2 separate regions of the Homo sapiens genome follow, and region 2 is linked to region 1. The links are chromatin contacts, found by Hi-C or POLR2A ChIA-PET in ENCODE. All regions are on one chromosome and are shown on one strand. The core of a region is the stretch at or near the end of the contact, and the rest is flanking DNA. Distances in the headings are between cores, read along the strand shown.

Region 1 (2,700 bases), core at 120-2,619:
GCCTGGGCAACAGAACAAGACTTCATCTCAAAAAACAAACAAACAAACAAACAAAATAAACCCCACAAAATTTAAAATTCTTTGTAGAGTAGAAATGATGCTCTGGGAAAATACCCCCTGGGCAGGTGGTGGCTGCACATCCACTCTGGGAAAGACTCTTCAGCTCGAAGATGGAGACCCTCTTTTCCTGCTCTCACACAACATGGGGATAACGTTGACGCGTTCTTGGTAGGCAGTGCAGTAGGCAACATATCCAGACGCTGGGTGCCAGTGGTAGGCAGGAGAAACCACCGAGTGGGAGCAGATTTTCAGAAAAGGGAAACTAGAAAAAAACTTCCCAGCTGTGTCTCAGACAGGCCCTGTGGTCTGAGCTCCCATCCTTGACAAATGAGATTACTGAATGCGTGTTTAGCAGTTCCAAACGCTATTCATGATCCGACGTGACCCTCTAGTCTCTCAGACAGAGCGCAGCCCTGTTGCACAGGTGTGGAAATGGAAGCAAACAGGGAAGGTAACTTGCTGAAGGTCACACAAGCAGGACCTCGAACCATGGCCCCTAACACCGATCGGGCACTTCTTCCCCTGTTCTGTTTCTCCTCTCTGGGACCTAAAATCCCTAAAAATTCCCTAAAAGTGGAGGTGTGCTGGAAGAGTCACAGATGGCTCTGTTTTGTTTATCAGGAAATTGAGCAAGGTGCCTAACGGAAACCAAAAGGGCACCGGGGCACGTACACATGCCCTGACTTTGTTTCTCTCTTTGGCTGGTGTAACTGCTGCTACATGGACAGCGGAGCACACTGATGACTTCACAAGACTGATGCTGAGCGCCCCTCCTTGCGGCAGATCCTGCACCTCCTTCTTCTCCACACTCACTTGCAGGCATAGGTTGCTGCCTGGCTGGTTCCATGTCACCGGGTCTCTACCCTGAGCCCGTTGCAACACAGTCAGGGCTCCCAGGGTAAACTATGCTGGGAGTCCCCTAGGAAGAAGAAAGGGGAAGGGCTGAATTCTAAAGAAAGCCCAAGACCTCTTCATGAAGCACCTCTCTTTCTCTGCTTTAGAGATTGCCCCAGGGCTGCTGGGGCCGAGCACCAGCTCCCCATCAAGGCCCTGGAGAGGCGCTGGCAGCTTTCTGTCTTCTCTGCAGACCTTTGGTTCCTCCTGCCCCTCGTCCTTGGCAGAAGGAGCCTCAGTTTCCCAGTCTGTAAGGTGCCAATAATCATAAGCTACCTCAATGGTGTTTTCCTTTGAATTTTGAGAATTTTGAGAATGGAAACTTGACTATCTTCATCTCTCTTCCTATACCCCCCATTGACACGTGAATCAGCGTTTCTCAGAATACTGCAGGTTTGGAGTGTGTGTGGCGGAGGAGGGCGGAGCAGCGTGGAAGGTGGAGAGGTGGGCGGTGTCGGGGATATCAGCAGGGCAGTGGGCATTGGAGGGGTGCCCTTGGCCTCAGCCACAGGGCCGTTCCAGAGCCCTGCGTGGGCGAGGCCAGGGCGGCGCGTGATGGTGCCCTCCGAGAAGCACTGGGACCAGCAGGAAAGGCTGCCTGCCGGTGCGCAGGAAAAGGGAAGAGAGCCGGGGAATTGCTTTTTGACCCGTAAGGGAGCGTTTCTTGGTGGATGGGGAAATCAAAAAATTGACTACGGTGTAGTCAGCTACATCGTGTACCAATTTTCAAATACCGGTGAGATCAGTAAAAAGAGAAAGGGAAGGAGATCACAGATAGCATGAAACCAAGCCATCAATAATGAAAGTACCACTGGTTACTGAGCAGCGTCTGCTTCTAACTGACTTTGCTGGGGGAGGGGCGGGACAGGTACAAGCAAAAACAGCAACGACAGCGCAGCAGTTGCTTCATGTGAGTAATAATTGAATGGTACGAGGCTCTTCCACATTCATGTATTGAAGGCCCAAGTGCGGCCAAGGTCTCCCTGGTTCCTGAGGTTTGTTTCATGCTGGGTTCCTTATACTCCAGATGTCGGGAGGGACCCTCAGGGGCCGAGGTGCCCACACCTGTGCTCCCTGCATGACAGACTTCCTGGGGTCTTGGCTCCCAGTCTGTCCTCATCCTCTACACACACCCAAATGTGGAAGTCACCCCCAGCTTGAGTGAATCCCACACCCTCAGACCATTGGCCATGATATTACGTGTGTTGCAAAATATCAAGGATTCAGCTGAGAGGCTCTCGCAGTGGACGGCTCAGAGGCCGAGTCACACACTGCCCAGGCTTTCCCTGGGGGGCCCTGGCCCGGGGGCCCCCTGCCTTAAGATGCCCTTCCTCTCCTCCCTCAGTCTCCCACTGTCTTCAACTCGGGCCCTCACTCTGCTTATCATAGACCCCAAAATGCCTCTGCTCAAACAAATGGCTTGACCTGTTAGCGATATAGAAAAGTGAGCGGATCCTTTGAACATGTTCGTTTCTCCTTTTCTCCACCCACCCTGCGCCGTTTCCCATTTCTCTAAGTGCCTGGAATGTGTGGAGAGTCTCCTGATGATATGATGCCAGCTGTGCCCAGCTCCCTGGAACACAACATAGGGAATTAACCAGTGTGTTCCTCTTTCCTCCGTTAGTGAAAATGAGTACTATTTAATAATGCAGTGACACAGGATTTGTTGCTGTTGCAGCACTTGCATGGCCATGCTCACCTTCACACCACGCGGAGGCCAAAGGCATTGTTCCCTCAGCTGCGGCC
Region 2 (2,700 bases), core at 90-2,589, 280 kb after region 1:
AAGAACAGCACACAGGACTTACTTTTTATCTGCTCCACTGGAAAGCTGGGGCAGGGCTTCCAAAGCCTGCTTAAAACTTGACCTGAAACACAAACAGCCACACTGAAGTTGAAGCCTTGCACAGGAGAACTGCTGACAAATTCTTAAGCATCCCTTAATTATTGAGAAGCCAATAAAAGCCAGTGAAGCAAGGAAATATGAGAAAAAGTAAAAGTGAAAAACAATAGAAAAAGTAAAAGTAAAAGCGAAGGTGTAGCTACCAGGTGGAGGCTTTGTAGCAACGGGGTCAGAAAAACTCAAATAGGAAATGAAACGCTACTTGAAAAGCTAAAGGAAAAACATCTTCGAAAGGATGCTAGTGATAGAGGAGAGCTTAATGTGAACATGTTTAATTTAAAAGGAGTCTTTTCAAAACAAGCAGCTGGGGATAATCCAGTTACTCTAAGAAATGGGGATGACCTTCTGAAAGATGACACAGTGGGGTGTTTACAGTATTTGGCCTGCACAGGGCCTGATCTACAGCCAATGTCTTGTAATAATTACAGTCTACTTAAAACTTGTAGAAAAATGGAGAGCTATATAGATGCTTTAAAAATTCAATGTAAGTTCTTTACATGAAGGTAAAAGGAAAGAATTTTAAAAAGAAAACTGTGGGATGTTTAGCTTTTACAAGGAGAAAGTATTAGAAAAATTACCAAACCAAATGAAAAGCATCATAGGGGAGACTGTGGTAATTAACTTGTACCATTCACAAAGGAACAGTTCTTTTATCTCTCTTATGATTGGTTAAGGTGAAGAAATACTGCAATTCTTGACTTTAGGGGGTCGTTGCTTTTATATTGTAAAAACATCCTCAATCTACCAGGAAATACGTTTTTGAGCAATATTCCTCAAATCAGGGGCAAGTGTCACAGCAACAGAGAGAAAGACTGAAAAGTTCCAACAGAGTCATAAAACCCGGTGCTGGGCATCTCCAGCTGCTCCCGGGAGGGCGCGGTGGGGTGTGGGACGGGTGGCTTGGCGCACTCGGGTCCCTTCCCACATTCAGCGGCCTCTTTCCTGGTGTGGAAGCCACTGCCGCTACCTCCACCATCAGCTTGTTTCTTATGAACCTCTTTTTGATTAATTGAAAGAAATGTGATGTAATTGTTTTGACAGTATGACAATAATGATAAACATACTACATATTATTGGCAGGGTACTGAAAATTAAAAAGTGATTTGGCACATTTTCTCATTTAACACCCTCAAAAGCTTGCCTAGAATATTTTAAACTTCCTCTATAGATGAGTACCTTATACTCTAAAACTAAGTCAGCAGGAAGAGGGTAGGCATTTGCATGAAGTGTGCACACATCCAACATGGGCTGGGTGCTTTCCATCCTGTTAGTATGTTGTACAGACAAACGATGGCTGGGAAAAGGTGTGGCTCAACAGTGAACATGGCCCACTAAAAATGGCTGCTGGTGAGCTGTGACCGACGGGAATGAAAGGCTAACTTCATTGGTTAGGAAAAAATGGAAAACGTATTTTCAGTTGCAAAGCTGACAGAATGACAGCAAGCCATGTTATCAGATGCTGGAAATGAGTGAGTAAGCATATTACAGTGTCCTCAAACATTTCATTTGCATACGACTTGGCTTCTCAGGCACATCAACACTATAACCCAGTATTTCCTAGGTAATGTTGCCCACGTAGTAAACAATTTTGCACAGACAAACAGTAGTTCTGCTTCACTTCACCTACTGATATTTCAATGGTAGGAAATCCTGACTTTCATTCAAAACAGCTAAAAATTATCAAATTTCCACTACAAAATTTTGCAGAGAAACCACAAGGCTTCCTCTTATACTGATATTTACAGCACTTGAGCTGTCCTTCAGAGTCTGCTATGAACAGACTAAGACTCAGTTCTTATCCTCTTTTGCTTTAAGAAGTATGTCATACTCTGCTGTATTATAAGACTAAGATTTGTCAGTAGTAAATGAAAAAATTATATTAAACCCCTTTCATTTACATTGTGTTACAAAGTGGCCTTGACATAAACTTTATCACATCACAAATTCATGAGCATGTGCTCTGATCAGTCATCTTTACAGAGGACAGAATTGACTAGTAAGACAACCTTTATTTTTAATAGAGCACTCAACTAAAGAACACTGCCACTTACTTGCTTTCGGGTGTCAGGTAAACAGCCACAGTGTCCCTCAAAGCACAGATTTCAAGTCTCGCCTGAAAATGAGAAAAAGACAAAGTGACAACAGGAAAATTTATATTATCAAATATAAACAAGTACTAAGGTTAAGGGTCTCCAGCCTGCTCATCGTAGGATGGGGTTGGCGTAATACCACCATGGTGACCGCCAGTCATGAGTAGAGTTTCTAAAACAGTCCGAAGAAATTTGCTACCACAAAATGTTCGTTGACTGAAAATTAACTTGTAGTCAAGGATGACTGTGTGAGGGCAGGGAACTAGATATCTCACTATGAAAAGTACAAACTGTGTCATGATTTTCCAGCCATCTGTATTTACTCTCTAACCACTAATTTTTCTTTTAGTCTTGCAAGAGGAAAGACACTTTGAAACACTGCCCTGAAAGGGCCCGTGTCCCACAGAGGTAAGGATGTGGCTTGGCATGCTTCCTGACACCTATGCCCTTGCAGGCACACTGCCTTAATCTCAAAACCTAAACTCTGCTCTAT

Evidence for each region. Hi-C counts contacts between places; a loop is a spot of excess contacts on that map. ChIA-PET counts read pairs that join two places held with the same protein, here RNA polymerase II (POLR2A). Pooled maps may share reads with other maps.
Region 2: a loop to region 1 is called in a map with no recorded cell type, with 2.3 times the contacts of the local background. The contact joins two enhancer-like sites. A Hi-C loop is called at or near these places in 1 of 168 maps with a recorded cell type or tissue (naive thymus-derived CD4-positive, alpha-beta T cell), 4 of 37 single-sample maps with no recorded cell type and 8 of 50 pooled maps. POLR2A ChIA-PET finds 5 or more read pairs at or near these places in 4 of 52 experiments (OCI-LY7, WTC11, activated B cell and 1 more).

The regions. Positions count from the first base shown.
Region 1 is chr6:208,207-210,906 of GRCh38, forward strand. No RefSeq gene overlaps it. Among named protein-coding and RNA genes, the nearest start is that of LINC03066, 4.1 kb to the left of the region's middle. RefSeq lists enhancers at 1,005-1,054, 1,866-2,065. Within about 2 kb of position 1,370, at least 2 of the 41 ENCODE cell types and tissues checked have a DNase peak (open chromatin) inside an H3K27ac peak, as active enhancers do.
Region 2 is chr6:488,957-491,656 of GRCh38, forward strand. EXOC2 (exocyst complex component 2) reads right to left here. Exons shown (of 28, transcript NM_018303.6): 26 at 2,169-2,230; 27 at 23-82. Among named protein-coding and RNA genes, the nearest start is that of IRF4, 99 kb to the left of the region's middle. Within about 2 kb of position 1,340, at least 4 of the 41 ENCODE cell types and tissues checked have a DNase peak (open chromatin) inside an H3K27ac peak, as active enhancers do.